2 separate regions of the Homo sapiens genome follow, and region 2 is linked to region 1. A link is an interaction called in ENCODE POLR2A ChIA-PET data of the cell type or tissue named here. Cell type or tissue: A673. All regions are shown on one strand. Each heading gives the region's core, and the rest is flanking DNA. Links, peaks and the distances in the headings are about the cores only. Region 1 holds the start of APELA (apelin receptor early endogenous ligand). Region 2 holds the start of SMIM31 (small integral membrane protein 31).

Evidence for each region. Peaks named below come from ENCODE experiments on the same cell type or tissue, not always from the same donor. Only the 100,000 strongest peaks of a DNase experiment are listed, where the experiment ranks them.
Region 2: POLR2A ChIA-PET joins it to region 1 with 12 read pairs; 2 of 35 experiments call an interaction of 5 or more read pairs at or near these places.

What each region holds. Positions count from the first base shown.
Region 1 is chr4:164,865,986-164,882,680 of GRCh38, forward strand. APELA (apelin receptor early endogenous ligand) reads left to right here and starts at 11,193. Exons shown (of 3, transcript NM_001297550.2): 1 at 11,193-11,422; 2 at 12,935-13,024. The coding sequence starts at 11,347. The coding sequence ends at 13,023. RefSeq lists an enhancer at 7,025-7,525. In A673, for the core only: no CTCF peak of the experiment used is centred there; DNase peaks (open chromatin) are centred at 6,416 and 11,046; H3K4me3 peaks cover 1,513 bases; H3K27ac peaks cover 2,572 bases.
Region 2 is chr4:164,750,568-164,767,262 of GRCh38, forward strand. SMIM31 (small integral membrane protein 31) reads left to right here and starts at 3,564. Exons shown (of 3, transcript NM_001352885.1): 1 at 3,564-3,844. In A673, for the core only: no CTCF peak of the experiment used is centred there; no DNase peak of the experiment used is centred there.

The DNA of each region.
Region 1 (16,695 bases), core at 4,196-12,195:
AAATTTAGATACAGAAATAAAACATTTGCTAAATGATGATGTGATTAAAATGGATTTATAAATTTGTCATCTTGGCTGAAGAGCCAGGATGGGCTCAAGCCACCCAAATCACAGGGTCTGTTTACTAGAACTATTATGAGGGTAAATACATTTCACAGGAAACAGTCAAGTGTTGAAAAGATGCTTATGACTGTGGAAAGGATTTTATGCTTGAATTTTAAATATGTGTAATAAAACTACTTCTGTTAAATGCGGACTCTACTTACTAGACTTGCCTCTATAAAAATAGTTTGTCCTATTCCTATAATCAAATGCACCCATTATGTCATATAACTTCCTGTAAGAATATATACAAACTAAACACTTCGAGGTTATAGACAATCTGTTGGGATAATGTTACGATGTTGCAGGTTTCAACTATAAAATTCTAGTGCTTGTTTAACTCATAAAAATGCTCCTCAGAGAATATAAGTATGTGGTTCCCTCTGATCTTATTCTTAAGGTAGAGTACACATTATTTTTCTTTGGGCACCTCCTCTCTGATTACAATTATGTTGTTATAGAGCTTCATTGCTAATTTAGGAAAAGTTTCTTCAACCTGTACGTAGCATTGAAAAATTATCAAAAGTAAAAGAATATCGTCTCCAAAGGGGTAGAGGATACAGCCATCTCCTTAGTAGCTTTGTGTTGAAGTTTTCCTTCCATTCTCTTTTCTAATATAAATTATGCTGCATCAGATGAAAAAAATAAATGAGACTAAAAAAGAATCCGAAAGAGAGCAGAGATTCAATAGAAAACATCAAGGGAAGAGGTTGATCTCCTTTGTCAACTTTAAGGTGAGATTTAAAGAAAAATAACATTCCGTTGTCCTTTGCTATAATCATGAAGAAACATTGATATGTTAACTATCTTCTTTGCCTCTCATGCTGAGGTGTGATGAAATGACTAGCAAAGTATTTTCAAAATTTCAATTATTCCCATGAGATTGTCATTCTAGCATTACAACTTCCTTAAATGCATTTAAATTGGTATTACTTTAGTGTTACATTTTACCAGGAGCAATTTTGTTGTGTGGGAATTAAATTTGCAAAACAGATCTTCCCAAAAGTAAACAAATAAAAGAAGTCATTGAAATTCCTTCACACCCAAGCTCCCTCTTTATAGCTTTCCCTTTGTCTTGCTCCCTCTAGTTCTCATTCTCTTTCTACATCTTCCCATTTTTCCTTTTTTTACTTCCCACTCTATTCTTTTACTTTTCAAATGAGTTGATTACCATAGACATTTTTCTTCACACGCACACACAAGACACACACACACACATCATGCACCACTCACCCCACTGCATCTGCTACTGATTGGCTGCTTCTGAAAGGACAAAGGGTCAGTTAGAGAAGCCATCCTTCAGTTTGCATACAAAGATCTGGCAGACTGGCTGAAATTGGTAGAAGTAACTGTCATTAGAACGCTACAGAAAATGAAGTAATTGGATCCATATGTGCTGGTTTACACGCTTTTAAAAAGGAAGTAACTTCAACGCGTAGCTCTGATTTTAGTAAGAAAGGGTGCAGATGTAAAAGCACACACCTACAATTATTTATCTAATTTACTTCTTGGCAAGTTAGTATACCACTTTTTTTTTTCAGTTTTTTCCTAGTAACTCACAGAACAAGTACTCCAATCTTTAATGGAGATTTTGTATCCATAGATGTTTGTACTTGTGTTATAGAGTAATTGCATGTTTTAAAGCTATTTACAAGAAAGTAGTATTCTAACCTAGATAATTTTCATTTAGTACATACATATTTTATAACTCTATAACTACTATATTCTGCAAAATAGGATTTGACTAGGAGTTCAGCCGAGTCAGAAATCCAATGTGATATGTATATTTGAAGACAAAACTACGAACACAATTTAAAATTTAAATAAAGCTTCAATAAAAATATAAAATAATTTTCACTATAAATATTAAAGGAAACGACACAAGGCTTAAAGTATAATAAGGATTGTTTTATATCTGCAGCAGCGAAGAGGTAGCAAGCAACTAACAACAAGAACTCTAGGGTCTCACTGGTTTCAAATCCTAGCTCTGTTGTTTCCTAGATATGTAACCTTGGATAAATCTCTCTTCTCTATACTCCAGTTTCCTAATTTGTAAAATACGCACAAGAGGATATTATGAGGATTAAATGAGATAATTCAAATAAAGTTCCTACAACAATTCCTGGTACATAACAGGTGATATAGAGATGATCTTTCATATTAAGGTTGCTTTTAACAAAACCTATTACTGGGGCACATTTTGTTCTATCACTAACTTGCTTTGGACTTCAATAAGTCACTTAATGCCAGTTTTCTCATTTGTAAAATGGATGCGGATTGGACTTCATTTTTTTTTTTTTTTTTTTTTTTTTGAGATGAAGTCTCCCTCTGTAACCCAGGCTGGAGTGCAGTGGCGTGATCTCTGCTCACTTGACCTCCACCTCCTGGGGTCAAGCTATTCTCCTGCCTCAGCCTCCCAAGTACCTGGGATTACAGGTGCCCACCACCACACCCAGCTAACTTTTTTGTATTTTTAGTAGAGACAGGGTTTCACCATGTTGGCCAGGCTGGTTTCAAACTCCTGACCTCAAGTGATCCATCTGCCTTGTCCTCCCAAAGTGCTAGGATTACAGGCTTGAGCCACCATGCCTGGCCTGGACTTCATTTTTAACATTCTTCCTAGAGATAGATAGATAGATAGATAGATAGATAGATAGATAGATAGATAGATAGAATACATGTATAATATACACACATATATAATATATACATATATATAATATATATTTTCTATGACCTTACTGGACTTCAAAAGTACACAAGATAGTTTAAATATTGTTGTGTGTGATATGGGCTTAACAAATCTAAAATCCTCATAGTCATTGAGTAACTAATCACAAACATTTCTTGTTTAGGTACCAAGTTTGGGGAATGCAGAGGTAATAGGATAATGAATAATAATAAAATACACCTTCTAGCCAGGTCAGGAGGCACAACAGAGAACTGTATCCAACATTCTTATAAAATAGCCTGTGTGGGTACTCACTGTAAAAAAGGAGAGAGTTGGCAATCGTTCTTGACTAGTTATCGGGATGAAAGTCAGGCAAAGCATGGCAGTGCTAGACAACCAGGCTGAGTATCCCAGGATAACATTAATTGGACTAGATTCTCTGGAAAAGAGAAATGATATTTTTGCAGCATCTCACTAGAGAGTGAAATCAAGGTCCAAAAAGAAAGAATGAAAGTCTCGAATACTGATCAACAAGGTTTTCTGTACTTTGTTAATCACACATTAATTGGCATGCTATTACCCTCATGTGTTTGGGACATAATGTTTTGGTATTATATTTTTCTTTTTCATAAAGTGCAACAAAATCCCTGCATATACTAAGTATTCATTTCATTTTGATTAAATAAATTTATGAGCCCTCTTAAATAGTCAGCCAAGGCCAGGCACAGTGGCTCACGCCTGTAATCCCAGCACTTTGGGAGGCCAAGGCAGGCAGATCACCTGAGGTCAGGAGTTCGAGACCAGCCTGGCCAAGATGGAGAAACCCCATCTCTACTAAAAACATACAAAAAATTAGCTGGGTGTGGTGGTGGACGCCTGTAATCCCAGCTATGTAGGAGGCTGAGGCAAGAGAATTGCTTGAACCTGGGAGTTGGAGGTTGCAGTGAGCAGAGATCACACCACTGCACTTTAGTATGGATGACAGAGTGGGACTCCGTCTCAAAAAAAAAAAAAAAAAAAGCCTGTTGCAGTGGCTCATGCCTGTAATTCCAGCACTTTCGGAGGCTGAGGTAGGTGGATCACCTGAGGTCAGGAGTTTGAGACCAGCCTGGCCAACATGGAGAAACCCCATCTCTACAAAAAATATACAAAAATTAGCCAGGTGTGGTGGCAAGTGCCTGTAATCCCAGCTACTTGGGAGGCTGAGGAAGGAGAATCGCTTGAACCTGGGAGGCAGAGGTTGCATTGAACCAAGACCATACCACTGCACTCCAGCCTGGGCAACAGAGTAACAGTCTGTCTCAAAAAAAAAAAAAAATCTGTAAAGTTAAAGTCTAAATGCCTCACTTTTTAAATAAAGAATCTGATAAAATAATTTGACCAAAGCCAAATGATTTAGTGACAGAAGCCAGGACTAAACACTCAAGTTGTGTTACCTGTAAAGTCAAGTCATCCTATTTCCATTATACTAAACTACCTTCACTTTTGTTCATGAACAAAATCACCAAGCCTAATTTCAAATACAAAATTTCTGATTTATTTGTTTAATGCTAAACACTAGGCCATTCAAGCAGTGTAGTTCAAAAAAGATTCAAAATTTCATGTATTTCAAAGTCTTAAATATGCACTTAAAGAATTCCAGCCCAGAGTTTACTAGCAGTTTTATATTTTATATAATTTATCCAGTAAACAATAATTGTTGCTTAGGAATCACTTGGGTTTATTATGAAAATTCCTGAGACTGTTTTTGACTAAATAAGCACCTAAACAATGTTGAAAGTGGGGATGGAGAGGATGAACCCAAATGTGTCTCACATTTTTTATTTAAAGAGAAGTATTACTAGATAGGATCTCTTTTATTCACTTGAATTATTTATATATAATTTGTTCTTCATTAGAAAACCATCTAAAGATCACCATTATCTCTTTTAATTTCTCACAATACCAGAAGGTCTTCTTCATGCCATTTGGCCAATCACTTCAGTCAAGTAGCCTGGGTAAGAATCACCACAATATAGGGATGTCTGAATATTCCGCATATGTTGCTACCTCTGTTATTTTTGTACACAATATAAAGAATCTATTACTCGTACTCCTATGTTATTTTTCTCAGGTTTGCCAGACATATGAGGGTTAGGAAGGTATTCATACTCTCAAAAGTGTATGCCTTTTTTGGACTTATGGGTTCTTGCAAAAATATATGTTTTGGCTCAGATATTAGGCTGATGCAGCATTTATGATCAGTAATGTTTTTTCAACCAGCACATGTGCCCAAGGAGATCCTGGGAAAATTTTTGAATGAGCATTGTACTGAATAAATGTTTTACCACACTCAATATTTGAATTTTATACATTTGATATGTCCGACACATCTAATCCATCATTTCCTCTAAGCAAGGAGAATGCCAATTTTGCTCACACAAGTTTTCAAAACTAACAATTTTTTGATTTACTATGATGCTATTTTCTATAACTTTGGCTGTTAGCTTTCCACTTGGTGCTATTTCACTTCCAAGAATGGCAGTAGATTAGGTAGGCCTAGGAGAACTAATTAAGAATTAATTAAATAATAAAATTAAGTAAATGCTTAGTTAATTAATTGGAGAATTAAGGAAGGCCTAAAAGAACTAATGTAGAGAATGAAAACTAAAAAGCATTACATTGGTCTATACCAAGAAGTGGTCAAAATGGAACAAAGGATCAAAAGAAAAATACATACCAAAACCAGGTCAGTCCAGCAAGAGTCAGAAAGCAGAAAAACATAGTGGTCTGAAATCCAGCGAGGGTCAGAAAGCAGAGAAATGGAAGAAATAGGAAGCCAGAAAGAAAGAAGGCCACAGGCAGATACCTGAGGTTAAAACAAAGTATTGGCAAGGGGTAGTGAACACCATCCAAACAATCAGTAATCAAATAGGAAACACACTTGAGAAGATACACTCTAAATTGAGCCACATTCTGTCTCCACCAGGATTAGCTTTAAATGCTTCCATCTGAGGGCAGGAGCTAATCCCACCACAAATAGAGACAGGTGTGCTAACCAGGAATCATGAGCTGATCCTCATAAGATTAAGATCTTCTTTACTACACTAGCGTGGTTAGCGTGGAATTTTGCTGATTCATCAAGTACGACATTGAAAATATAGCAGTGAAGAAAGCAGTTAAAACTTCCTACCCTCATGAAGTTTACATTCTATAGAGTTAGACAAATCCCAGGTTAGAGAGTGTAGTTACAAGACACAGATTTTCAGACTTGAAAGGTAACCTAGTTTCTACCCTTAACTTAGGTCAAGTTCCATAAATTCCATAAACGGCCATCTTAGTACTTGCTGTAATTAATTCCTGAATTCACCTCATTTTTTATCTTTTTCACTTTTCCAGGTAAATATTTTTCACATATTCTTTTTCTTCATTACAACTTTCGTTTCTGGAGCCATACTGGTTTTAAGTTCTCACCCATGCATTCTTTTTAATATCTCATGATTTTCATACTCGATTGAATATGATTCAATATTTCTAGACTCTGGAGAAGACACCAAAATGGGAAAGAACAAGTTTGTTCATTCAAGGAGTTTTTATTTCTGCAGGATTCCATACGTGCTCAAGAAACTGTCAGACCAGGATGAATGTATTATGGCCCACGAGGGACGCATTAAATGCTATGGTGATGAAAAGGCTATGATAACAGGAAAATTTCCAGATCCCTGAAACATGACTAAAATCACTTCAGTTGGTAGGAATCAGGAAATGCTTATAGAGAAAATTCAATTAATTTATAAGAAAATTTAATTAATTAAATTTAATGAATGAGCATTATATTCATCATATAGTGACATGTCTGGTTCCTGATTTTATCCCTAGTATGCACAACAAAGCCTGGGACACAAAAGTAGTTTAAGTACTCTACAAATATTTGTTGAACTGATCTGGAATGATTGATTAAACCCTGAAGAACTTGTAGGACTTCAATTAAGGAAAATTGGAACAAACCCAGCAGATTTTTTTTCTAAAGAAAAGAAACACAAGGCCAGGCACCGTCGCTCCCATTTGTAATCCCAGCACTTTGGGAGGCTGAGACGGGTGGATCACCTGAGGTCAGGAGTTCAAGACCAGCCTGGCCAACATGGTGAAACCCCCATCTCTACTAAAAACAGAAAAATTAGCTGGGCATGACGGCACATGCCTGTAATCCCAGCTACTCGGGAGGCTGAGGCAGGAGAATTGCTTGAACCCAGGAGACGGAGGTTACAGTGAGCCAAGATTGTGCCCCTGCACTCCAGCCTGGGTGACAGAACCAGACTCCGTCTCAAAAAAAAAAAGAAAAAGAGAAAAGAAACACAAAGCATGACAAAAACAAGAAAAGCGAAAAAGGTGAGCGGAGTGTAGCCTAATTTGGATGCAGTGCAGTGTCCACAGAAAAAGTCACATTTGAAAGTTTAGGCCAGGCATGGTGGCTCATGCCTGTAATCCTAGCACTTTGGGGGGCCAAGGCGGGTAGATCACCTGAGGTCAAGGGTTCGAGACCAGCCTGGCTAGGAAGGAAGGAAGGGAGGGAGAGAGGGAGGGAGGGAGGGAGAAAGGAAGGAAGAAGGAAGGAAGGAAGGAAGGAAGGAAGGAAGGAAGGAAGGAAGGAAGGAAGGAAGGAAGGGAGGTTAGTTTAATGCTTGGACTCTATTTCAGACATCTAGCTGAATGATAATGGGCAAAGGGAGAGAAATTTTAGGTTGGAAAGAGTACTTTTATAGGGAGAGAGGGATGCAGTAAAGAAGGAAAGACTGAAGCCAGGTGCGGTGGCTCACGCCTATAATCCCAGCACTTTGGGAGGCCAAGGCGAGTGGATCACGAGGTCAGGAGATCGAGACCATCCTGGTTAACATGGTGAAACCCCGTTTCTACAAAAATACAAAAAATTAGCCTGGCGCGGTGGCGAGTAGTCCCAGCTACTCAGGAGGCTGAGGCAGGAGAATGGCGTGAACCCGGGAGGCGGAGCTTGCAGTGAGCCGAGATTGCGCCACTGCACTCCAGCCTGGGCGACAGGGTGAGACTCTGTCTCAAAAAAATAAAAAATAAAAAAGAAGGAAAGACTGAAGATGCAAGTGGCAACGATGAAATCAATTGGGAAGGATATCCTAGGAAAAGTTAGGGCACAAGATCCAAATCAAAGAGATAAGAGGCCCAGGACTGAGAGACACAGGCCTCATATTAACTTTGCTATGAGCTATTTTATCTGGGGCAAATCACTTAATCCTCTGAGTTTGTTGCCTTTTCTGTAAAATGAAGATAGAGCTTACATCATAAGATTATGATGTGTAAACAAAATAACATTTGTTAAATACCTGGCATATATAGTATACTACTATAAAATAAGTATATATTTATTGGATTATACAGAGAATATTTATATCCTTATAGAATATATGTAGGTACAGAAATGTATTGATTTCCTAGGGCTGTTATAACAAAGTGCCACAGACTGGGTGGCTTAAAATAACATAAATTTGTTCTTTCAAATTCAGGAGGCTAGAAGTCCAAAATCAAAGTGTCAGTAGTGTTGATTTTTGGAAACTCAGAGAATGATTTTGTTCCATGTCTCTCCCCTAACTTCTGGTGGTTGCTGGCTATCTTTGGCATTGGTTCCTTGGTTCACGGTAGCATAACTCTCATCTTTGCCTCTATCATCACAGAGCTCCTCCCCACCTGTCCCTGTGTGTCTCTGTCTCTTCTTTTTGCTATAAGGACAGCCGCCATATTGGATTTAGGACCCACCCTACTCCAGTATGACCTCAATCTTAACTGATTACATTTGCAATGACCCTATTTCAAAATAAGGCCACATTCTGGGTTCCAGATGGACATAAATTTTATGGGGCACAATATTCAACCTCGTACAAGAAATATATTGCTAACTTATCTTTTGTTTTATAATAGCTTCAATAGGCTTTTTTTTTTTTTTTTTTTTTCTTTTTTAAGAACTGGGATTGGGGCCTTAAAAGGGAGGATAGCGAAATGTTTGAGGGCTGAGATTATGGAATTTGGATCCCATCTATTCCTCTTCCGGTCATCTAGCCCTTGGAGGCTACACCTCTTTAGCTGTCAGTTTTCTCATCTGGTAAACAGGGAGTCATGATACTTCAGAGTGTTTTGGGGAGGATTATGCGAAGTAACATATGCAACACACTTAACATAGGATTTGGCCCGGGGCACAGCCCTTGCCTCCCTCACAAAGGCTGTCTGTAGGATAGAAGTCTAGGTTTGTGTTCCTGTAAACAAAGAAGATGCCTTGTTCTCTTATACTTGCAGGCTGAAAGTGCTGTTTGCAGAGCCAGTTGCATTGTTCTGACACTTTCCTACCAATATTTCTCCATACCTAGTTATTCAGTACTAAGATGAATGATTTATTGCTATTGTTGACTCACATTCCACAGAAATGCTGGATCACTTTTCATTGTACCTCCATGTCTAACATTTCAGTTGCTCATTGACTGTATAATCACTTTATTACTATACTCCAAAAGTCAACTATTTAAACAACATCTTTTTGTTTGTCTTTTTGAAAGACTAATTTTAAAACATGTAAATAAATCATGTGTAAATTTTCATGAGTTTAATACATAATCACTCTTTCAGGTAGAAAACCAGGTATTTTATCACATCTTTTTTCTTTTAATGAGAAAAATAATGTTCTATGTGGTTAGATGACTTAAATATAACAGTTTGCTCTGTCCTGATCAGTGGAGATATGTATCTTCCACAGCACTGGTGCATATTAGTGATATTCTAGGAATTCATTGTTGATCACCTGGTAATGAAATATAAAAATTTTAGTCAATATTTGCTCTCTGTGGTAGGTCTCTATCTTATCTATAAAGACTCACTACTAAACCTTTGAATAGACTTAAAACTTGGCCTGAAAATATAGTGCCAAAATCTATATTGATCTCTTATTGATTTAACATTCAACTTTGTTAGCATGCTGTTTTCCTGAATGCTGTACTAAGAAGACTGGGGCGGGAAATGGGGAGGGATTTAAAAATCTGAATAAACTCTTTGCCATTCTTAAGTCACTTGTATATCATGAGTTCAAACTCTATTGTATTCCATTGATTTTATGAAGCAATGGACAGCATGGTAAAGTAGGACCCTTTAACACTATGCTTGCAGTCCCCAAACAGGTCAATATATTCTCAAGACTTCAATAAAGTGAATTTAAGAATTTTTGTATGCCATCGCCTATTATAAACTTCATGCCTAACTAGACAGGCAGGGAAATTTACAGATTGACTTATAAAATCAAGACAAATTGTGCATTAAATTCAAACCTCAGGAAGCCCCAAGGTTATGTACCAACTACCTGAGTCTAAAGAAGCCAAATACAACAAAATTCCTAATGGTTCAAAACAAATTACACATGCTTTAGAGCTAGTACTTTGGCTGTACTTGTGTTTCAAGGCATACCTATACTATTCTTTTGGCATTTTGCATTTTACCTAAAATATGTTCGATATGGATGTTATAAATGGAATTTATTATACTTACATAATAAGTATAGTCATTTCCATTTATAACAGCTGTATCTGATATATAAGGGAGCACTTGAAACAAAAAGAGATCTTGGTGCATGTGTGTAAAAGACAAGGCTAGACTGTTTTTGTGTTTTCTGAATTCACTGGGAGATGAACTAAGACTTGTTTTCTCCATCTCCAATTTCTGTGACTGTGGTATGTTAGCCTGGTATTCCACCACATATAAATTTTTAACCGAACACAGATTTCATGAGTTTGTGGCTTGCCTGAACTTCCTTTTTTAAAATCCTGGACATTTGCAGATGAAAATAATCTGTTACTTTTAAAACTGCACTTTACAAAATATTAATATAAATGTATATGTTTTGCAGATTTATTTCAAAACATTCTAAATTCCAAAAATCTTTACTGTTACAAACCCAGTGAATTAGGCAATTTGGAGAGTTCGTGTAAACAGGCACTACTTTGCAGTAAGTTTGGTAAAGATAAAGCATTTCAGCACATGTTCTGCCACAAAGCATTTGGGACTCTTATGTTAGAGCTTCAGAATTCCTTCTGAAAAAGACAAAAGAGAGACTTCCTGTCATTTCCACTGGTTTCTGCATGTGGGACCAATATGGGCAAAGTTTAAACAGATGCAAATGGTAAGGGGAGGAGGCAGTGTCACGTCTTGTTTTACGTATTTCTTCATATCCAGATTGAATTTAAGTCATTCTCTTCTTGGAGCTTTTGGAGTACACTTCCACTAAAGTTATAGCATGCTTGAATGGTTTATTTCACCAATATTTGCTTATGGAAATAAAGGGGAGTGGCCGAGGAGAAAGGAGAAGAGGAGTGGAGGAGGGGTTTGAGGCTGAGGGAGGCTCTGACCACAGCACAGAGCACCGGCAACTTTGTCTAATGTGATCATTAACCTTCCTGCAAAACACAGCTGGCAGTTCTCTGAGGTTTGTCACTAGAATGTGAAGACAGCCACACAGATATTGCACAGACTATTTACAGATCGTTTGGTTTACATTGAGAGTCATTGCTCTACTTTTGTGCGGTAGGAAAATGAGATTTCAGCAATTCCTTTTTGCATTTTTTATTTTTATTATGAGTCTTCTCCTTATCAGCGGACAGAGACCAGGTAGGCCTTTGATACATTTGTACAAGTAACTTGTTTTGCCTGTTTGCATCCCTGGGTCTCTGAGCATGATTGTGTTTATCTGAAAACCACTTAGGTGTGCTTGCAGTTAGTAGTATTGGGGATAAATGTGTAGGATTTTGAAAGTATGCTATCTATCCTGTTGGGTCTATTATTTCAATATTTTAAAAACATCTGGACTTTGAAATGATAAGTATTTTACCACTATTTTTCCTAAATGCCAAGAAAATAGATCTCTAAGCTATTGCAGATTATGTTGTCTTTACAAGTAAAATGAAACAGAAGTGTTCGTCTATTCATTATAAAGGTAAATAAATGTATAGATTTTTAGGTAAAATGCAAACTCCAAAGCAGTTTATTTAAAAAGTATGTTGCTGCCCAGAGTAGGGGCTGAATTAACATACAAAAAGCATAATGCAACAAAATGCAGATTAAATCTTAAAACAGGTCAATAGCTGTCATTTCTAATTATGTAACTAGGCATGTCACTTAAAACAAATAAGTGCAGTTTTTATTATTATGCTTATACAGCTAAAAAGCATCAAAAATATGTATGATAAAGATACATAATATTAATTTACTTGACATGTTTTCAAAGATGATATCAAGTATATTGTACTTAACCAACAGAAATTTAGTACACAAAAGTATTCTAATGTACTTTTACTTCAAAACCAAACAGCTAAGATTTCAAAGAACCAGTAAGTTTGAAAAAAAAAAGAAAGAAAAGAGAGAAAAGAAGAGAGAAAGAAAGAAAGAAAGAAACAGAAAAAAGAAAGAAAGAAAGAAAGAAAGAAATTAGAAAGTTAAAGTTTTCTGAACCACAAACCCAACTTTAAATAAAAAGGTGGTAATATTTACATCCAAATATGTTAAATTATTCACTTGATAATATACTTCTTCAGTTAGAACAGAAAACGATGCATCACTTGTTAAAAATTCAGACTTTGCTTTTTAGTGAATTAGAAGTTTGATCACTGTGAGTTTATTTCGAATGATGTCCCCTGGTCTGTGCTTTTACATAAGTAAGAAAAAAGTTCCAATTCAGCAACTCTGAGAAAGCAGCTTGATCCCTTCTCATTGTTTACAGCAGTCACTATTCAAACCATTTATACTTTTCAGAAATACACAGTAGCTTTGACAATGTTCTTACAAAATATTTGTGATTAATTTACTACATAAAATAAAAGGTCTAGGAGCATTTAGGAAAAAATCATTCAAAAGGAGGAGGATATTACTATTAAGATGTTGCTATGTTGCTCAACGATGGAGTTAAAAAAATAGGAGTAAAAGAAGATCTTGCTATTAACATTAACTGTTAGGAACACCCCTTGTGTATATGCATCACATTGGTTTTTAATTTTATAATCACATTTGAACAAATGGCAAATAACCACAATCTAGTTTGGCTCCAAAATATGTTTGCATTGTCTAGATTAAACAACAATTAAGCCTCTGAAAAATGCTCCTAATACTTCTCTCTTTTTCCTTCAGTTAATTTGACCATGAGAAGAAAACTGCGCAAACACAATTGCCTTCAGAGGAGATGTATGCCTCTCCATTCACGAGTACCCTTTCCCTGAGGTATTTCTGACAGAAAATAGATTCGCTACATTTAGGCAGTGTTCCAAATTAGATATACCAGGAAATGTTTCTTCACAGTTTGTAATATGTGATAATGGCTTATGGCAATGTCAAGACTTAAGAGATGCATACCAATAAATGAAAGAGTTAAATGAATGACATGACTTTTGAGAATTGCTTTAATAGTTAAGGAAGAAAATTAGACAGATGAGGACAATGTAGGAAAATCTTGATAACTGTTGAATCTGAGTAACAGCTATTTGGGGGCTAATATTATTGCGGATGTTATGCAGAACGAGCCGATTCCCCTATTAAGACCAGTGTGTATGAAAGCATTTGGATGTATTCACCCAACAGCCCCATACCAGCAATGAACTACCATCAATACTTCGGGGTTTCTTTTCTTCTCCTCCTCTCCTCCTCTCCTCCTCTCTCCTCTTACCTCTCCCCTCTCCCCCAGGGTCTTGCTCTGTCACCCAGGCTGGAGTGTAATGATGTGATCCCAGCTCATTGCAGCCTCAACCTCCCGGGCTCAAGTGATCCTCCCACCTCAGCCCCCCAAGTAGCTGGGACTACAGGCATGCGCCACCACTCCTGGGTAATTTTTGTATTTTTTGTAGAGATGAGGGTTCCCCATTTTGCGCAGGCTGGTCTCGAACTCCTAGCCTCAAGTGATCCACCCGCCTTGGCCTTCCAAAGTGCTGGAATTTCAGATGTAAGCCACCACACTTCATATTCCTATTCAACTATTATTTGCCCTCAGGGTTTATTTATTTTTTCTGAAAATATTTCTTTTAATAGATAAAGTAAAGTTAACACTAATAAAATGGCAGCTTTCCAGCCTCACCAATAGTAGTGATCTTGATAGTCACATCTTAAGGATAAATTCTGGTAGAGTTTTGCTCCTCCCTTTTCTTGTTTTTACACTTGTTAAATAATGTTAGACCACCACAATTACTGGTAATACTGCTTGAATCAGTTAACTTCAAACACTGTCCAAGTTTAAGTCACTTCATACTAAAAAATACACAGTTTGGCATTCCATTGTAAGTATTTCAAGCTCATTAATTCATTTAAGATATAGCTTCCTTAAAAAATGCCACAGAAATATCCCTCATCTGGTTAACATACACAGGCAATGGCAAAATTAGCTTATTCAGTTGGCCTGTAGAGTAGCTTTTACGGTTCCATTCATTCAGTGGAAAGAACAGTTGCTGTATCTATTGTTTAATGCATGCTTTCCAAACCCGGGGAAAGCCCTGTAGTAGAAAATTAAATGAAGGAGGAGCAATTTCATAATAAACATTTATCAAAAGGATTGAGACAAAAATGTCAAGTTCTCTATGTCTATATCTGTAACAAATTAATCTTTGTTATCAAAATATGAAAAATAGCTTTGGTGGAGGAATCCAGAAAGATACAGTAGGAGGTTTCTGAGAAGCCAATTAATGGTGATTGAAACATGCTTTAAAAAGATTTTCTGTGTTAAAATATCCTTTGGTGTGTGTTGATAATGCTTCCAGCAGAGCATTTCAGTGTCATGTATGAAATAATGGTAAAAATCTGTGCTTAAGAGGAATAGAGACACCCCAGATTTTTCCAGCACTCCTTCATAAATAACAAAGAGGAGAGGACACATTTCACAATAGCAAGAGAATTCCTGCATATACAAAGAAAGATACCTTGCAAAATATAAACACAAGTCTTTAGATAGCCACATATTATCCTCAAATCACATACCATAAAAACCAGTGTTACAAGTAAGCATGAATAGTGAAATTTGAATTTTTAAAGTTGAGGGGAATTTTGACTTACAAATCAAGTTTGTAAACCAAAGGGAAATTTAATTAAAGCTATGCAAACTACTTAATAATAGCAACTCTTTACAAAAGTTGGCTGAGAGCTTATAAAACTGCTTGGGTGACAGCATCCATTTTCTCAGTTTTAGACTCGTTCTACATTTCAGCTACTGTTCTTTGAAGAATGTTTAAAAGTCACCTGTTGGAATCTACTGTAAGAGTTAATGTAAGATAAACATTAGAAAATTTTTCAAGACCTTGCTCAACCAGCACTATAATAACAAGTGCTACCTTCAGATCTGATAACATAATTCTCACTGTCCTAAATACTTTCCCATTTTTTATATGTTTTGCAACAAAGGCACTTTGATAACTGGGTAAATGTACTGTAAACCTAGGTAGTGGACTCTAAGGCAAAACACCCCTTTCACTTCTTCCCCTCTAATTTTTTGGATGCTTTAGATAAAATCACATGTGGTTATTTGATCAGTTAGGATCAAGTAAGACTTTGTAAAAGGATAGGTAAGGTAAACAATTGACTTTGAAAGTTTTCCAGATTAACCCTTTATTAGAGTGTTCAGACCTTTAGCTCTTTTAATAGAAATGTCATATTATCTTTACTCTGTCAATTTTTCCAGCTCCTAGGGTCATCCTCAATGATCCCAGCCTATGCAACTGAATTAATTACACAGAAAATTACATGCTGTATGCCGTTCATTTCCTTGATTTTTTTTTCTCAGAAATATTTTGGCACCACCTTCAGTCCTAAGTGATTTAGAGTGAAGGAGAGCAAGGGAAGGGGTGTCAGGAAATGCAAGTCTACAGGTTAATGTGAGGGCCCTAGAGTGGAAAATGAGGTCGCGACTTAAGGCTGGAATGACTTCTCCCTTCCAACAGTAAAATCTCAGCACATCAATGCTTTTATTTATAAGTATGTACTCTAAGGCCAGGTCCAGTGGCTCATGCCTATAATCCCAGCACTTTGGGAGGCAGAGGTAGGTGGATTGCTTGAGTGCAGGAGTTCAAGACCAGCCTGGACAACATGATTTAACCTTGTCTCTACCAAAAAAAAAAAAAAAAGTTAGCCAGGCATGGTGGCGTGTGCCTCTAGTCCTAGCTATTTGGGGGGCTGAGGCCTCCAGGGAGGATCATTTGAGCCCAGGAGTTTGAGGCTGCAGTGAGCTATGATTATGCACTCCAGCCTAGACTCTGTCTCTAAAACATTACTTACTTAATATGTACTCTAGATAACTACATACTCCGTCAATACATACTCTACTAGCTTTTTTTTTTAATTTATTTTTATTTTTTGAGACAGAGTTTTCACTCATGTTGCCCAGGCTGGAGTGCAATGGTGCCATCTCGGCTCACCGGAGCCTCCACCTTCCAGGTTCTAGCGATTCTCCTGCCTCAGCCTCCCGAGTAGCTGGGATTACAGGCATGCACCACCATACTCGGCTAATTTTGTATTTTTAGTAGAGACAGGGTTTCTCCATGTTGGTCAGGTTGGTCTCGAACTCCCGACCTCAGGTGATCTGCCCCCCCTCAGACTCCCAAAGTGCTGGGATTACAGGCATGAGCCACTGCGCCTGGTCTAGCTAGCTTTTTAATAACAATTGTAATACATCTTCATGGTGTAGAATATATTTCTAACAGTATGGAAGAATGTAAAGTCAAAAGTACAAGTTCCCCATCCTACCCTATTGCCCATATTCATGTTCCAGAGGTAATGACTATGAATATATTTTTGGAAAAAGTGTCTTTTAATACATTATTATTATTATTATTAATTTCATTATTATTATACTTAAAGTTTTAGGGTACATGTGCACAACGTGCAGGTTTGTTACATATGTATACATGTGCTATGTT
Region 2 (16,695 bases), core at 3,473-11,472, 120 kb before region 1:
AGCCTCTCCCTTTCTCCCTTAAGACAAATGAAAAGGGGAGTAATAGGAGATAGCCCATACTTTCAATATAAACCTGTAGGAAAACCATGTCCTAAAAATTTTGAGAGCCCATCTAAAACTTTAATTTGGGAAGACTGTGTTAACTCACATGGAGCAGTATTAAAAAATGACTCATATGGTTTAGTAATAGACTGGGCACCAAAGGGCTATTTAAAAAACAATTGCTCCTCTGGCAGAAGGGAATGCCTGGAGGCTACTTATTTTATTTCTTATTGGGAGGACAAGGATCATCATCCTACTTTGCATAGAAGGTTCAGCTTGTTCTTTCACTTAAAATGGGAAGATAAGGGCATTACCCACCCAAGGCCTCGTATGATATTCCCCATTCTGAGCCCAGAACACCCAGAACTTCGGAAACTGGCTATTGCCATGTCTGGACTGCGAGTATGGGAAGGGGAAATTTTCTGTCTGTTGTCCCCACTACCGCCTCTCGCAATCGTGATTCTGAACGCTATGATAAATCCCCTTTGAACCCTTTTCCTCTTTTTGATGCAGATCCCCCTTTATGGGACTCCAATTGGCATAATGATAATTCTTCTCGACCCAGGTATGCCCCTCTACCTCTTCGGTGTTCCCGGGTACCTCGGATTGCTCCTTTACGGCGGAGAATATCGCGCATTGCCACTGCCGCTCCTCTCCCTCAGTATCAACGTAGATTCAAACATTCTGCTTTGTTAACCTCCAACCTGACTATTCCTATACAGAGTTGTGTTAAGCCTCCTTACATGCTGTTAGTGGGAAATATCAAAATTTAGACAAACAACCAAACTGTCCTATGCATTAATTATCATTTATACACTTGTGTTAACTCCCATTTTGACTTCAGGAAAAGTGTAATGTTGGTTCGAGCTCGAGAAGGAATCTGGATACTGGTAACTTTACCCAGACCTTGGGAATCTTCCCCCTCAGTACATTTAATTAATGAAGTGTTACAATGAATTCTCAGAAGATCTAAGAGATTTGTTTTCACTTTAATCACTGTGATCATGGGCCTAATTACAGTCACTGCACTGGCCACCACTGCCGGAATGGCATTACACCAATCTATTCAAATGGCTCATTTTGTTAATGATTGGCAAGCCAATTCCACCCAAATGTGGAATTCTCAACAGGGCATTGATCAAAAATTAGCTAATCAAATTAATGATTTAAGACAGTCTGTTCTTTGGCTTGGAGATCAACAAATGAGTCTCAAACATTGCATGCAAATGCAGTGCAATTGGAATACTTCTGATTTCTGTTTCACACCATATTCCTACAACAACACTGATCATTCATGGGCAATGGTCAAAGGACACCTGCTGGGTAGGGAAGATAATTTATCCTTGGACATAACTAAATTAAAGAAACAAATTTTTGAAGCCTCTCAAGCTCATTTATCCATTGTGCCTGGAGCTGAGGCATTAGATCAGGTGGCAGAAAGTCTTTCTGGACTAAACTCCATGACTTGGATTAAGTCTACTGGGGGCTCCACTGTAGCAAATTTTGGAATCATGCTTCTCTGTTTAATCGGCTTATTTTTAGTGTGCGGACCAGTCAAAGAATCCTGTGTCAAAACCGAGAGAACAAACAAGACTTCATCGCCATGGCACATTTATATAAAAAGAAAGGGAGAGATGTGTGAAGTCAGGGACCCCAAATGGAGGGACTGGCTGGACCCGCGGCAGAGGAACATAAATTGTGAAGATTTCATGGACATTTATCAGTTCCCAAATAATACTTTTATAATTTCTTATGCCTGTCTTTAGTTTCTTAATCCTGTTATCTTCATAAGCTGAGGCTGTACATCACCTCAGGACCACTGTGATAATTATGTTAACTGTACAAATTGATTGTAAAACATCTATGTTTGAACAATATTAAATCAGTGCACCTTGAAAAAGAACAGAATAACAGCGATTTTTAGGGAACAAGGGAAGACAACCATAAGGTCTGACTGCCTGCGGGGTCGGGCAAAAAGAGCCATATTTTTCTTCTTGCAGAGAGCCTATAAATGGATGTGCAAGTAGGAGAGATATCACTAAATTCTTTTCCTAGCAAGAAATATTAATATCAATACCCTGGGAAAGGAATGCATTCCTTGGGGGAGGTCTATAAACGGCTGCTTTGGGAATGTCTGTCTTACGCGGTTGAGATAAGGAACACGCCCTGGTCTCCTGCAGTACCCTCAGGCTTATTAAGGTGGGGAAAAACTCTGCCCTGGTAAATTTATGGTCAGACCAGTTCTCTGCTCTCGAACCCTGTTTTCTGTTGTTTAAGATGTTTATCAAGACAATAGTGTATCACTGAACATAGACCCTTATCAGTAGTTCTGTTTTTGCCTTTTGTCCTGTTCCCTCATAAGCATGTGATCTTTGTTCTGCTTTTTGCCCTTTGAAGCATGTGATCTTTTCACCTACTCTCTGTTCTCACACCCCCTCCCCTTTTGAAACCCTTGATAAAAACTAGCTGGTTTGAGGCTCAGGTGGGCATCATGGTCCTACCGATATGTGATGTCACCCCCAGTGGCCCAGCTGTAAAATTCCACTCTTTGTACTCTTTCTCTTTATTTCTTAGCTGGCCAACACTTATGGAAAATAGAAAGAACCTACGTTGAAATGTTGGGGGTGGGTTCCCCTGATACCACTACACTCCAGCCTGGGCAACAGAGTGAGAGTCTGTCTCAAAAAAAAAAAAAAAAAAAAATGACAAAAGTTGGACATCAGTGCTGCAACAAGTGGTCAAGTGATCCAAGTGGAATTTATCCTCAGCCTTCATCTTTACCATTACTGATAGTTCACTTCTTCCCTTTTTATTTTTCCCAGCTGAACTAAAAGTAGAAACTAAAAATAAAAATAATGAGTAAAAATAAGCAAAGAAATAAGATCTCCTTATTGTAAACAGCAAAAGGGCCACTTAATAGGCAACAATAAAAACCAAGACAAGGCCAGGCACAGTGGCTCACACCTGTAATCCCAGCACTTTGGGAGGCTGAGGTGGGTGGATCATGAGGTCAGGAGGTTGAGACTGTCCTGGCTATCATGGTGAAACCCTGTCTCTACTGAAAATACAAAAAATTAGCCAGGCATGGTGGCAGGCCCCTGTAGTCCCAGCTACTCAGGAGGCTGAGGCAGGAGAATGGCGTGAACCTGGGAGGCAGAGGTTGCAGTGAGCTGAGATCACACCACTGCACTCCATCCTGGGTGACAGAGCGAGGGTCCGTCTCAAAAAAAAAAACCGAAGACAAAAGCTGACAAGTAGCTGTGAAGTCCCAAGATAAACTATGGTTGAAAATTGTTTATCAAACTCTCGTGTTCGGCTTGCCTGTTATCACTAAAGACATTAAAGAATACTATAGAAATTGACCTATGTTCAGACACGTCACTCCTATAAACCACCTGTTGAATTTCTTGACTGTCAGCCAAAGCACAATCTTTGTTTGCTCAGAACTGTGTATAGTAGTGGTATTTACAGATGGTTGGGTGACAGAAAAAGTAAATAACTACGTTTCATTACAGTTTCCTGTTTCCTTCTTGATCCTTCACAAGGGAAGATTTTCTTTTTTAGAGGTACAGATTCCTCTTAGTCAAGTCCTGATTAAAACTCCAGCTAAGACATTAGTAAGCCTTGGTTAGTGAAGTGGCATCAGGAAGTGCCTACATTTTCATGGCCTGGTAGCGTTCAGTGAAAATGTTCATTAACAGACACAGGCCATTCAGTCCCGAATCCCAAGACACTGAAGACTCTGTTTGAATCAGACTCACGGGTTCCTTCCTAGCCACTCTCAGGGACAGGAATGCTTCTGGTAAGTTTTTATAAATCCCCTATTTTATTTACCTCAAAACTCTCTCTCTTTTTTTTTTTTAACTAATTCATATGGACTAGAAATGTAATATTTAACTGCCACAGCTAAGAAATTTTACTTATTGTTCTTTCCTGGAGGTATTTTTTTTTTTTTTTTTTTTTTTTTGCTGTTAAAAAAAATGGCTAAAGAGGGAAGGAAAATTTTCTGTTTTGTAGAACAACTCCCCCTCAGAATATTTTTCTTCTCTTTTGCTATGTTTGGTTTATTTGTCCTAGTTTTGTTTTTTTCCAAAGCCAGAAGATATGTATTTGTATTTAATTCCAAGGTAGAATTAACCAAATTAAATTAAATCATACGATTTCACTCAGTTCTTATACTTTTCTATGCTGAAAGTATGGTACCATATTTTGGTGAAAGCAAGAAATAATTTCAAAGGAAATATTTTTAAGGGATGTAGTTAAATAATTATTTAAGTTTAAGGTTAAAAGCAGATAAATGACGGTATTTCCTCCTGAGTATGATAGAAATATTTTTCTATCATCAGATTTATGTTATTAAAAGCCTTTAGAAATACTCAGGAGGAAATACTGTCATTTATCTGCTTTTAGCCTTAAACTTAAAATAAATAATTATTTAACTACATCCCTTAAAAATATTTCCTTTGAAATTATTTCTTGCTTTCACCAAAATATGGTATCATATTTTCAGCAGTAGAAAAGTATAAGAACTGAGTGAAGTCGTATGATTTAATTTAATTAGAAATATTTTTCTATCATCCACAGCCACAGCCAGGCACGGTGGCTCATGCCTGTAATCCCAGTACTTTGGGAGGCCAAGGCAGGAAGATCACTTGAGGTCAGGAGTTTAAGACCAGCCTGGCCAAAACGGTGAAACCCTGTCTCTACTAAAAATGCAAAAATTAGCTGGACACGGTGGTGTGTGCCTGTAATCCCAGCTACTCGGGAGGCTGAGGCAGGAGAATCACTTGAGCCCAGGAGGCGGAGGTTACCATGAACTGAGACCACGCCACTGCACTCCAGCCTGGGCTACAGAGGGAGACTCTGTCTCAAACAGAAAGGAAAGGAGAGGAAAGGAGGGGGGAGGAGAGGGGAAGGGAGGGAGAGGAGAGGAGGGGAGGGGAGGGGAGGGGAGGGGAGGGGAGGGGAGGGGAGGGAAATCTGTGGCCAGCATTGTGTTGTTCTAGATATTCAACCTGCAAATCTGAGCTGAAGTATTATGGGATATGCCTTGAAAATTGAAATTGAATGAAACTGATGTTATTGATTTGCCTTTTGTCCCATGTGATAAAATATAAAAAACACACCCAGTTTCACACCAGTCTCTGGTGGGACAGAGACTAGCAATTACATCATCAACAATTTAAAAAATTCTTTGGAATGCAGTAGTAGCAAAGCCTTTTAGTTCCCAACACGTTGTTATGAAAATTGTTCAAACATAGAGAAAAATTGAAATAATTGTATCATGAACATCCAAATGCCTTCCATGTAGATTGTACAATTAGCATTTTGCTATATTGGCTTCTTTACATATTATCATCTCTCTGTACGTCCACTGATTCACCTTCTTTATTTTTATGATACCTTTTAAAGTTGAAGACCTCAGTAAACTTTACCCCTAAACATTTAGGAAAGTATATCACTAACTAGAAGTCAATATTTGTTTAACTATTTTCTTGAGATAAAATTCAATTAGAGTGAAATGCACAAATCATTAGTGTTATGATTCAATGAATTTTAATGGATATGTACATCTATGTAATCCAAACCCCCGTCAAGATATAGAGAACATCTCTGCACATGTATCCCAGAACTTAAAGTAAAATTTCTTTAAAAAGGAAACTTTAAAAAGTAATAATAGGCCGGGTGCGGTGGCTCACGCCTGTAATCCCAGCACTTTGGGAGGCTGGGGCAGGCGGATCACAAGGTCAGGAGATCAAGACCATCCTGGCTAACATGGTGAAACACTGTCTCTACTAAAAATACAAAAAAAATTAGCCAGGTGTGGTGGTGGGCGCCTGTAGTTCCAGCTACTCAGGAGGCTGAGGTAGGAGAATGGCATGAACCTGGGAGGCGGAGCTTGCAGTGAGGCGAGATCACGTCACTGCACTCGAGACTGGGGGACAGAGCGAGACTCTGTCTCAAAAAAAAAATAATAATAATATAAACAAATAAAAAGATATAGAGAACATCAATATGGCTCCAGATCTAGAATGCTCTTTCCTTTTACCTAATCAAGTTCTACCCCTGCCTCCAGATGTAAACAATCTTCCTCTCTACATAGTATGTATGTTCAATGTTTTCTTCAGATTCATTTGTCTTGTATGTATCACAAAATCGTTCTTTTTAATGTTGAGTAGGATTCCATTATGTAAATATGTAATTTGTGTATCCATTCTCTTGTCAATGGACGCCTGAGTTTTGTCCAATTCTTGGCTAGTATGAATAAGCCTGCTATGGGAGATAAGTGTTTCTCTGAACATATGTTTTCAGTCTGTTGTGTAAATACCCAGAAGTGGAACTTCTAGGTCATACTGTAGTTATAGTTTATTTTATAAAAGACTTCCAGAGATTTTTTTCAAAGGAATTGTATCATTTTAACACCCTAACATTGTATGAGCATTTCAGTTACTACACATCTTTGCCACTCTTAGGGTTTTGGCTTTGATTTTAGCTATGTTAGTGGTTAGGCAATGCTATCTTATTGTGATTTTATTTGCGTGTATCTGATGATGAATGTCGTTAAGCATTTTCTCTTAGGTTTATTGGTCATTTGCATATGTTCCTTTGTGAAATGTCCATTCAAATATTTGGGCCATTTTTTTAAAACTTGGATTGTCTTTTTGTTATTGAGTTGGAGTTTTCATAAGTATGTATTGCTGATACAAGTTCTTCGTCAAATATGCATTTTGTTAATATTCTCCCCAATCTGAGCCTTGCCTACTCATTTTGTTAATGATGCATTTTGATGAGCACTACCTTTAAATTATGATGAAAAGTCTAATTACAAATTTTTGTTTGGCTATTAATTTCCATGTCCTATCTTAAAAAGTCTTTTTTTTACCATTAAGTTGTAAAGACACTCCACTATGCTTTTTTTTTTAGAAGTCTTACTGTTTTAGCTTTTACATTCAGTTCTAAGACTATGTTGAATTTATTTTTCATATGTTGCTGAAGCAGAAATAGAAGTTCCTTTTTTTTTTCCTATAAATGTCTCATCGTTCCACCACTGTTTTCAAAAAAACATTTTCTTTTCATTACTGAATTGCTTTGGAGCTTTGTAGGAAATCAAATGTCATAAAGGGTCGATCTTAATTTTGAACCCTTTATTTAGTGCTACTAATCTATTTGTCACCACTTACACAAATACTACACTCTTTTGATTACTAAAGTTTATAGTAAGTCTTGAAGTCAGGTAGTATGAGTCCTCCTACTTTGTTCTTTCTCAAAAGTTTAGGTGCAGCCTTTGCATTTCCTTAGAAAGTTTAGGATCAGCTTATCAATTTCTACAAAAAAGCATGATAAGATTATGACTATAATTGCCTTGGATTTATAGGTTAATCTGGGAAGCTTAACAATATTGAGTCTTCCAATCCATAAAATATCGTATATCTCTCAATTTATTTAGATATTTTATTTCTCTCAGAAGTGTTTTGTAGTTTTAAGTGTATATATCTTCTCTATTTTTGTTAATTTATTTTTAAATTGTTGAATTCTATTTAAAATATAATTATTATGTTTTATTTTACAATTATTGAGGCCAATATATAGAAACGCAATTGGTTTTTCAATATTGACTTTGTATCCTAAGATGTTACTAAATTCTAGTAGTTACCTTGTAAAATTCTTAGGATTTTTTACATAAACAATCATATCATCTAAAAATAGAGTTTGTTTTACTTATTAAGTTGTGCTCTTTAGGCTTTTAAATTTTTATTTCTAACTTTATTGCATTGGCTAAAGCCTTCAGTGTAAGTTGGATAGAAATGACTGAAGTAAATATTGTTGCTTCGGGGCAAAGGATTCAATAGTCCACCTTTAAGTATGGTGTTAGCTCTAAGTTTTTCATACATGTCCTTTATTAAATTGAGGAAGATCATTCCCACCTTTCTGGGCATTTTTATCATGAAGAGTGTTAATTTTTTTCAAATGCCTTGTCAGTATTTATGGAAATGACCATATATGTAGTTTTCCTTTTTTTGTTTTTTTTTTTTTTTTTTTTTGAGACGGAGTCTCGCTCTGTCCCCCAGGCTAGACTGCAGTGACGTGATCTCGGCTGACTGCAAGCTCCGCCTCCCGGGTTCACGCCATTCTCCTGCCTCAGCCTCCAGCATAGCTGGGACTACAGGCGCCCGCCACCACGCCCGGCCAAATTTTTTTTTTTTTTTTTTTTTTTTTTTTTTTTTTTTTTTTGTATTTTTAGTAGAGACTGGGTTTCACCGTGTTAGCCAGGATGGTCTCGATCTCCTGACCTCGTGATCTGCCCGCCTCAGCCTCCCAAAGTGCTAGGATTACAGGCATGAGCCACCGCGCCCTGCCTCATATATGTAGTTTTTCTGCTTTATTCTGTTAATAGAGAACATTACAGTGATTGAATTCCAAATGTTAAGCCGACCCTGGGATAAACCCTGCTTACTCATTATAGTATCCTTTTATGTACATTGCTGGATTTCATTTGCTATCATCTTATTAGGATTTTTGTGTTTATGTACATTAAGAATATTAGTCCGCAATTTACTTTTGTTATTGTTTTTGTAATGTCTGCCAGTTTTGGATATCAGAACTAATCCAGGCCTCATAAAATGATTAGGAATTATTTCCTCTGCCTCTATTTTCTGATTTTATGTAAACTTTTTTTTCCTTAAGTGTTTGATAGAATGCACTCATCTTGTGAGAGCTCCTCACAATCTTTCCATGGAAAAGGAGACTGCTAATAATAATAGCTATCATTTTGTGAGGTCCTACAATGTATCAGTTACTTTATTTGGTATGTTACATATGTTAATTTAATCCTCACAACAACCCTGAGAATAGATATTATTCTTATGTCAAAAATACAAAAACTATATCTGTAAGTGCCAGGGGCTAGAATCAGGTATGACTCGAATGGGTAAGCTTTTTCCATTTAACTAAACTCCCTATCAAATTTATTTTTATAGTGACCTAAAGATATCCCTATCAATGAGGTATCATTCCACCAGGCAAATCTGTATCCACTTCATTAGATCTTCATTCATTCATTCATTCATTCACTGAATCATATTGGTAAATACTAATTGAGCTCCTCCTGGCTAAATATCTAGCCAGGTACTATTCCAAGCACTGTTCTAGGCTCAGCAAACAAAACACACAAAAATCCTCGCCCTCATGAAGCTTAAATTCTATTATACTAAACAATAAATACAATAAATAAGTAAAGATTAGAAGGTAATAATTGCTTTGCAAAAATATAACAAAGCAGGCTAAGGAGACTGCGGGGAGTTCCAACTTTTAATATGAGGGTGAGAGTAGACCACACTGAGAAAGTAACACCTCTGAGCAAAGGCTTGAAGGAGGTAAGAGGGTAAGCCATTCAGGTCTCCAGAGAAGCGCATTCCAGGTAAAGAGAATAGCCAGTACAAAGGCCCTCTGGTGGAAATATGCCTGGAGTGAAGGAGCAAAAGCCAGGAGGATAGTGCACCTAGAATGGAGGAAATGACGGGGAGGAAAGTAGGAGAGAAAGTCAGAGACAAAGCAGGACCAGATAATTTAGGGTCTTCCAACAGGACATTTGCAAGGATACTGGCTTTTAATCTGAGTGAAATAGGAGCCATAATAGAGTGTTGACTAGATAGGCAATGTAGTATGCCTTACAATCTTAAAATGCTGTCTTAAGGGTAGAAAGAAAAGCAAAGGGAGACATTGAGAGATCAGTTAAGACCCTATTTCATTAAACCTTGTGAGTAGTAGTGCTTCAAATCAGGGTGGTTGCAATGGAAGTGGTGGGATTCTGAATGTATGTTGAAGATAAAGCCAATAGGGGCCAGGCCTGGTGGCTCATGCTTGTAATCCCAGCACTTTGGGAGGCCAAGGCGGGTGGATCACTTGAGGTCAGGAGTTCAAGACCAGCCTGGCCAACATGGTGAAACCCCAACTCTACTAAAAAAAAAAAAAATACAAACATGAGCCAGGTGTGGTGGTGGGCGCCTGTAATCCTAGCTATTCAGGAGGCTGAGGTGGGAGGATCACTGGAACCTGGAAAGTGGAGGTTGCAGTGAGCTGAGATAACGCCACTATGCTCCAGCCTGGACAGAAGAGTGAGACTCCACCTAAAAAAAAAAAAAAAAAAAAAAAGATAAAGCCAATAGGATTTCTTGAAAGAAGAGGATATGAACTGTGAAAGAAAGATAGGAGTCAAGGATGACTTTGAGGATTTTATCCTGAACAACTAGAAACATGGAGCTACTGTCAATGAAAAGGGAAATAAAGGGGGTGAGACAAAGAAGGAATTCTGTTTTAAACACATTAAGTTTGAGAAATAGTATGTACAAGTCCAAGGATGCATGAGATCTTTGTCCAGTGAAATCTCTTAAGTTTCTTGAAGTTTAGAAATATTACATATTTTCTCAAAGCCAATTGCCCATCTATGATAAATATTTTATTGCCATTCTAAGCCAAAGAATTAAATGCTTTGGTTATTCTTCCCATTTTGAAACCAACCATATTTTCAAATATAGTAGTATTTGAGTGTGAATTTTTCATTTAAAAGAAAATCACAGGATTTACTAATAATTTATCTTTATGCCATAGCATAACTTTATCAGGGAAATAGTCTTTCTACTATGAAGAAGTAAATCAACAATTTAAGAATTCTAGGAAACAAATAGAACAATTTTCTTGAATTGATTTTTATTCTTTACATAATCATCTTAATTCTATTACTGAGTCATTCATCCTTATCTTAAAAAAATTCATAAATCACCTTTGAACCTTGGCGAGGTAGTTACAGTTTCTGCCCTTTGAAACCTAGCAAAATAGAAATTACAACACTGTTTCACATTATAAAAGAAGCCATAGTCAATTCCTCATGCCTACAGTAGAGTCTGTAGTTGCAAAGAGTTGGGTCAATTCTACTGTCCAGCAGCCCAGTGGCCCACCATCATAGTTATACCTGGATTGCAACAGGTAATCTCCACCCTGTTCATAAGACTCAGTTTAATAAGGTCTCTGGCTGGGCACTGTGGCTCACGCCTGCAATCCCAGCACTTTGGGAGGCCAAAGAGGGTGTCTCACGAGGTCAGGAGTTCAAGACCAGCCTGGCCAAGATGGTGAAACCCCATCTCTACTAAAAATACAAAAAAAAAAAATTAGCCAGGTGTGGTGGCTAGTGCCTGTAATCCCATCTACTCAGGAGGCTGAGACAGAGAAGTGCTTGAACCCGGGAAGGGGAGGTTGAAGTGAGCCGAGATCCTGCCACTGCACTCTAGCCTGGGCGACAGAGCAAGACTCCACCTCAAATAAATAAATAAATAAATAAATAAATAAATAAATAAATAATCAGGTCTCTGATGCTTTGCGTTGCCTCCCACTTCCAGAGCTCCTGCTAGCTCAGCCAATGTCGGCAGGAGGGAGGAGAAACGTGAAAGAGTCACCTCACCTCTCCACATGCCACCACCCCCAAAGCTCACACAGAGCTCACTCTACAGGGTCTAGTGGTTGTGAAATGGGAAACTGCTTGCAACTTTAAATAGGAACTTTGGGGTGTGAAGCTTATGACTGAAAGGGGACTATAAATATATCTTCCTTTAAATGGATAACAAGCATGGGCAAAAACAGAATAATCTCTGCAAAATTTTAGGGATTCTAAAGACTGGAGATATACCTAACATCAACAGAAAGTCAAGGAATTGGGAATAAGGTATAATGTTCTAAGTAAAGCCTTCTTCTATTTTAACAAATACCTAATTCAACCAAGATGACTGAATAAATGTTTAATTCAATCAAATGATTGAAAGTATTCAATATCTGGCCAGGCGTGGTGGCTCACACCTATAATCCCAGCACTTCGGGAAGCCGAGGCAGGCAGATTACTTGAGGTCAAGAGTTTAAGACCAGCCTGGGCAACAGGGTGAAACCCCATCTCTACTAAAAATACTAAAATATATATATATTTTGAACCCAGGAAGCAGAGGTTGCGGTGAACCAAGATCGCACCACTGCACTCCAGTCTGGGCAACAGAGTAAGACTCTGTCTCAAAAAAAAAAAAAAAAAAAAAGAAAAAGAAAAAGAAAAAGAAAGAAAGTGTTCAGTATCTAATCAGAGCGCACAATGCTGCTATAAAACAATGTACAGAACACTTGCTTATATTCAGTGCACACTTCATCTATCATATTGAAAGCATCGGAGCTACACAGTTGTGGGTGAGTTTATGTGATTCCACTCTGCCTAGAAGAATGAAACGCTTTGAAGAACATGCAAAGGGGAAAACCTAAAGATACCTGAATTCATGCTCTCCTTGGGCAAAAATAAAGCTCTAATGACTCCAAGTTAAAGTGACTTTGGAGATCTAATATTTTTCAAGCACAAAAGAATTCTGATTGTTTTGCTTAGGGGATGAATATCTAGTTAAAGACAAAAGACATAAAGAAAAAAATGAAAGTTATTCACAACATTATATACAGTGTATATACCCTTATGAAGGGGAAAAGAACTTTAGTAAACCTATACTTTAGAGACTTGTAAATTTGGCAATGCTTCTTTCAACCTTATAAATGCCCATTGCCTCAATAATTCAATTCATTAAATGAGAATATCAAAATAAAAACACAAACCCTTCCCTGATTTTATTTCCTATTTCCTATTCTCTTTAGTTTCCAAAATTCTTCAACATGTTATATTATCTATAATCACAAAAATAACTGGAATTTTTAAATCATCCTTTAGAAACTCAGAAATTGTTATTAAATAAATTGAAAACTAAAGTGTACATCAGGAAGGATGAGAATGTCTTTTAAAAGACATTTTACATCTCGGAATTTTTAAAAATGAACCAAATAGAAATTCAGGCTAAAATTAAAGAAAAAAACTTTTTAAAGAATAAATCTGCAATAGTGAATTAAACTTCAGAATTTCTAGTGACACAGAAAAGGGGATGAATCTCAATGACTGTATGATTGAGCATTCACCAAATGCCAGACACTGTTCAAAGTTCTTTATTTCACATGTGATCCTCCCTAAAACTCTGAAAATCAGTCTCCTAAGCTTACAGATTAAGCAAATTCAACAATCACAGTACATTTAGCTTGTTCTTATGGAAAAGATAACCTTGTTTCAGGCAATGTTTTTGCCAAAGATTTAAAAGAAGGCATAGAATACCTGCTTATTAACCTAGTGGGTGTGTGTATATATGAAAAAATCAAGTTGTACACCCTAACTGTATACAATTTTTATTTGCCAATTATACCTCAATAAAATTGGGAGGAAAAAACCTTGTGGTTGACATAAAGCCAAAGGAATCTTCAAACATTCTGTGAGATAAGAAAAATAACGGTAGATAGGAAGTGCTATATCTATCTTTAGTTTCCAAAATTCTTCAACATATTATTTATAATAGTATATTTATAATCACAAAAATTAATAACTGTAATTTTTAAATCATCCTTTAGAAACTCAGAAAGTGATATTAAATAAATTGAAAACTAACAATTGTTGAATTTTCCCTAAGCTGTTTTGGTCAAATAGCTGTCCAGCCTGAATTCCTCTAGTGATGAGGAACTCACTATCATTGGAGGCATGGATTGCCCTATATGTTTTTTTAAATGAGGCCTGACCGGCAACCAGACCATTGGCAGACCATTGAGTTAAAATGTGGTGGGTGTGGCAGGGCACAGTAGCTCACACCTGTAACCTCAGCACTTTGGGAGGCCGAGGCGGGCAGATCATGAGGTCAAGAGATCAAGACCATCCTGGCCAACATGGTGAAATCCTGTCTCTACTAAAAATACAAAAATTAGCTGAGCGTGGTGGCGTGTGCCTGTAGTCCCAGCTACTCGGGAGGCTGAGGCAGGAGAATTGCTCGAACCTGGGAGGCGGAGGTTGCAGTGAGCCAAGATCGCGCCACTGCACTACAGCCTGGCGACAGAGCGAGACTCCATCTCAAAAAAAAAAAAAGAAAAAAATAGAAAAAAATGTGGTGGGTGCTGTTGTTGCCTTACTGGAATCCAGTCAACCTAATTCAAAATATTGCCTTCAGCTTGGTTACTCCACTTTAGAGGGATTTGGAAGTAAAGGAGAGAAATCAAAAGGGACAAAGGACACAGAATTATGTCATAAGAAGAATATTTGTCTAGACAAAGGAAAGAAAGCCCAGGCAACATGACAAATTCCTGGTCTTCAAATATTTGAGGATCCCTCTCATAAAAGGAGAACTTTTTAGTTCTGTATTTAGGAATCACATGGTAATAGTTAAAAAGAACAGAATTTTAGCTGATATAGAGTTTTCTAAAGAGCAGGGTTATCCAGAGATTAAACAGATTGCCTCCAATGACAGTGAGTTCCTCATCACTAGAGGAATTCAGGCTGGCCATCTATTTCACCAAAACAGTTTAGGGAAAATTCAATCATTGTATGGTGTCTGGACAAGGTGATTTTTGATTTTCTTTCCAAACCTGAAATTTTATTTGGAGGAAAGTTCTCAAGGACAAGATGGCTTTTTGTTCAGAGTTTGACCAGAAGAAGACTTGAGACATGGAGTTGCCCAAAGAAACAGAGGAAGGCAACATGATAGAGGATCCATCCAAAAAGAAAGATTGAGAAAATCAAAGAGACATGTAGCAGGTTGAAATGTCAAGTAGGAACAGCATTGACAGGAGCTGGGACACATCATTTGTCATTCAGCAAGCGTGATTTGCCAAGTACTTGGTGTCAGGGAGTAAATAAGAAAAACAGTTTTCTGCCTGTATGAGCCTTCAAGGTGAATACATAATTCAGAAACCATATGCAGAGACTAATGAGCGTTGTTGGCATTTCACAGATGGACGGGATAATTCAAGGCTTTGTTTAGTAGACAGGATTTACACCATGACAGAACCACCCTCCTACAGATAAAACGGAAAAAAGTGCCACTGGTTTCAGATTATTTAAATTAGATAAGCATTCAATGCAGCAGGTGAGTCTTGTTCAGAATTTTTAAAGAAGGAAGGGATACTTTGTCTCAGAAAAAAAAAAAAAAAAAAGGCAGATAAATCCAGGAAGCAACAGAAGTGGCATGCACGTTGGTTAGTAGCCTTTAGACTTTTTCCACAAGGCCTTTGAAGGCAAGGGGGGAGTGGGCACTGCAGTATCTCACAGATTTTTTTCAGCCCATAGTTTTCTAATGTAGCAGGCTATAAGAATTCAAAACACTAAATTCCCACTGCCCAGAAAAGTGCATTTACTTCCTGTAAATAAGCCCTTTATTTTTACTCTGGCAGATTTTTCTTTAGATGAAGGCAGTCATTTTACCTAGTCCCCTTGGCCCTTGATGCATGCACACAGCATCTACAATAGGAAGGAGACTCAATAAGAAGAGCATGTTCCATGCTGTCCCCGAGCAATCATAACAGCACTCAAGGGAGCCGCGAGAGAATGAACGGATGGTGCACAAAGAGAGCAGTGAGCTCTGTCAGCAGCCATGAGACAGAAAAATAAAGTAACAAAGGAAAAGAAACACATCTCCCCCGTGAGGGCAATAACAGCAGCAAGAAAAACCATCAATCCCAACCATGCTGCCTGTTTTATGGAAACCTTAAAGCCATTTTCAAAATATACTTCTTGTCCTCTGGGTGGGATTTTCTCAAGTAATAGAGTGCTTGATGCCGCTGAGATTTCCAAATACATCTTCAATCCAGAGTTTCCATTCACAGCTGTGAAATTCAGAGTTTTGCATCAACTTGCCTTCTTCGGTGCTGCTTGCATCCACTCGTTTATGGTCACTCAGTGAATACTTATGGGAAAATGTACTATATGCCCGTCATTTTTCTAAGCCCTATAGGTACGGAGATAAACAAAGCAGACTGCTTTCATAGAACTTTAATGGGGAAAGACAGACAAACAATAACAAAAAAATGTAGCCAGGCACGGTGGCTCACGTCTGTAATCCCAGCACTTTGGGAGGCTGAGGCAGGCGGATCACGAGGTCAGGAAATTGAGATCATCCTGGCCAACATGGTGAAACCCCATCTCTACTAAAAATACAAAAAATTAGCCAGGCGTGGTGGCACACACCTGTAGTCCCAGCTACTCGGGGGACTGAGGCAGGAGAATCGCTTGAACCCGGGAAGCGGAGGTTGTAGTGAGCTGAGATCGTGCCACTGCACTCCAGCCTGGTGACAGAGTGAGACTCCATCTCAAAAAAAAAAAAAAGAAGAAAAATGCAATGGAGAATAGCTGTGATGAAAATAAAACTGCTGAGAACTTGGCTTAGATTAGAAGTCAAGAAATGCCTCTGTGGGGAGGTGGTGCTTGAACTGAAGAGAAGACACAGAGAAAGTAGACAATGAGAATGTAGAGGAGATTCTCAGGCAGGAGGAAGACAGGATGAGCTTAGCAGGGCAAGGAACACAAGCAAGGTCAGTGCAGGAGCATGCAAACTGTCACACATGCTACCATCAGACGGGATGTGGGGTAGGTGATGGGGGCCTAGTAGGGAAGAACTGGGAGTTTGAATTTTACTCCAAGGGAAGCCATTGGCTAGTTAAGTAGAAGAGGAGTGGATCTGATTTACATTTATAAAGATCATTCCCTTCGTGATGCTAAAGGATAGTAGGAATACAGAATGGTAGGGTCGGGATAGTCTAATGACCATCTGAATTTAA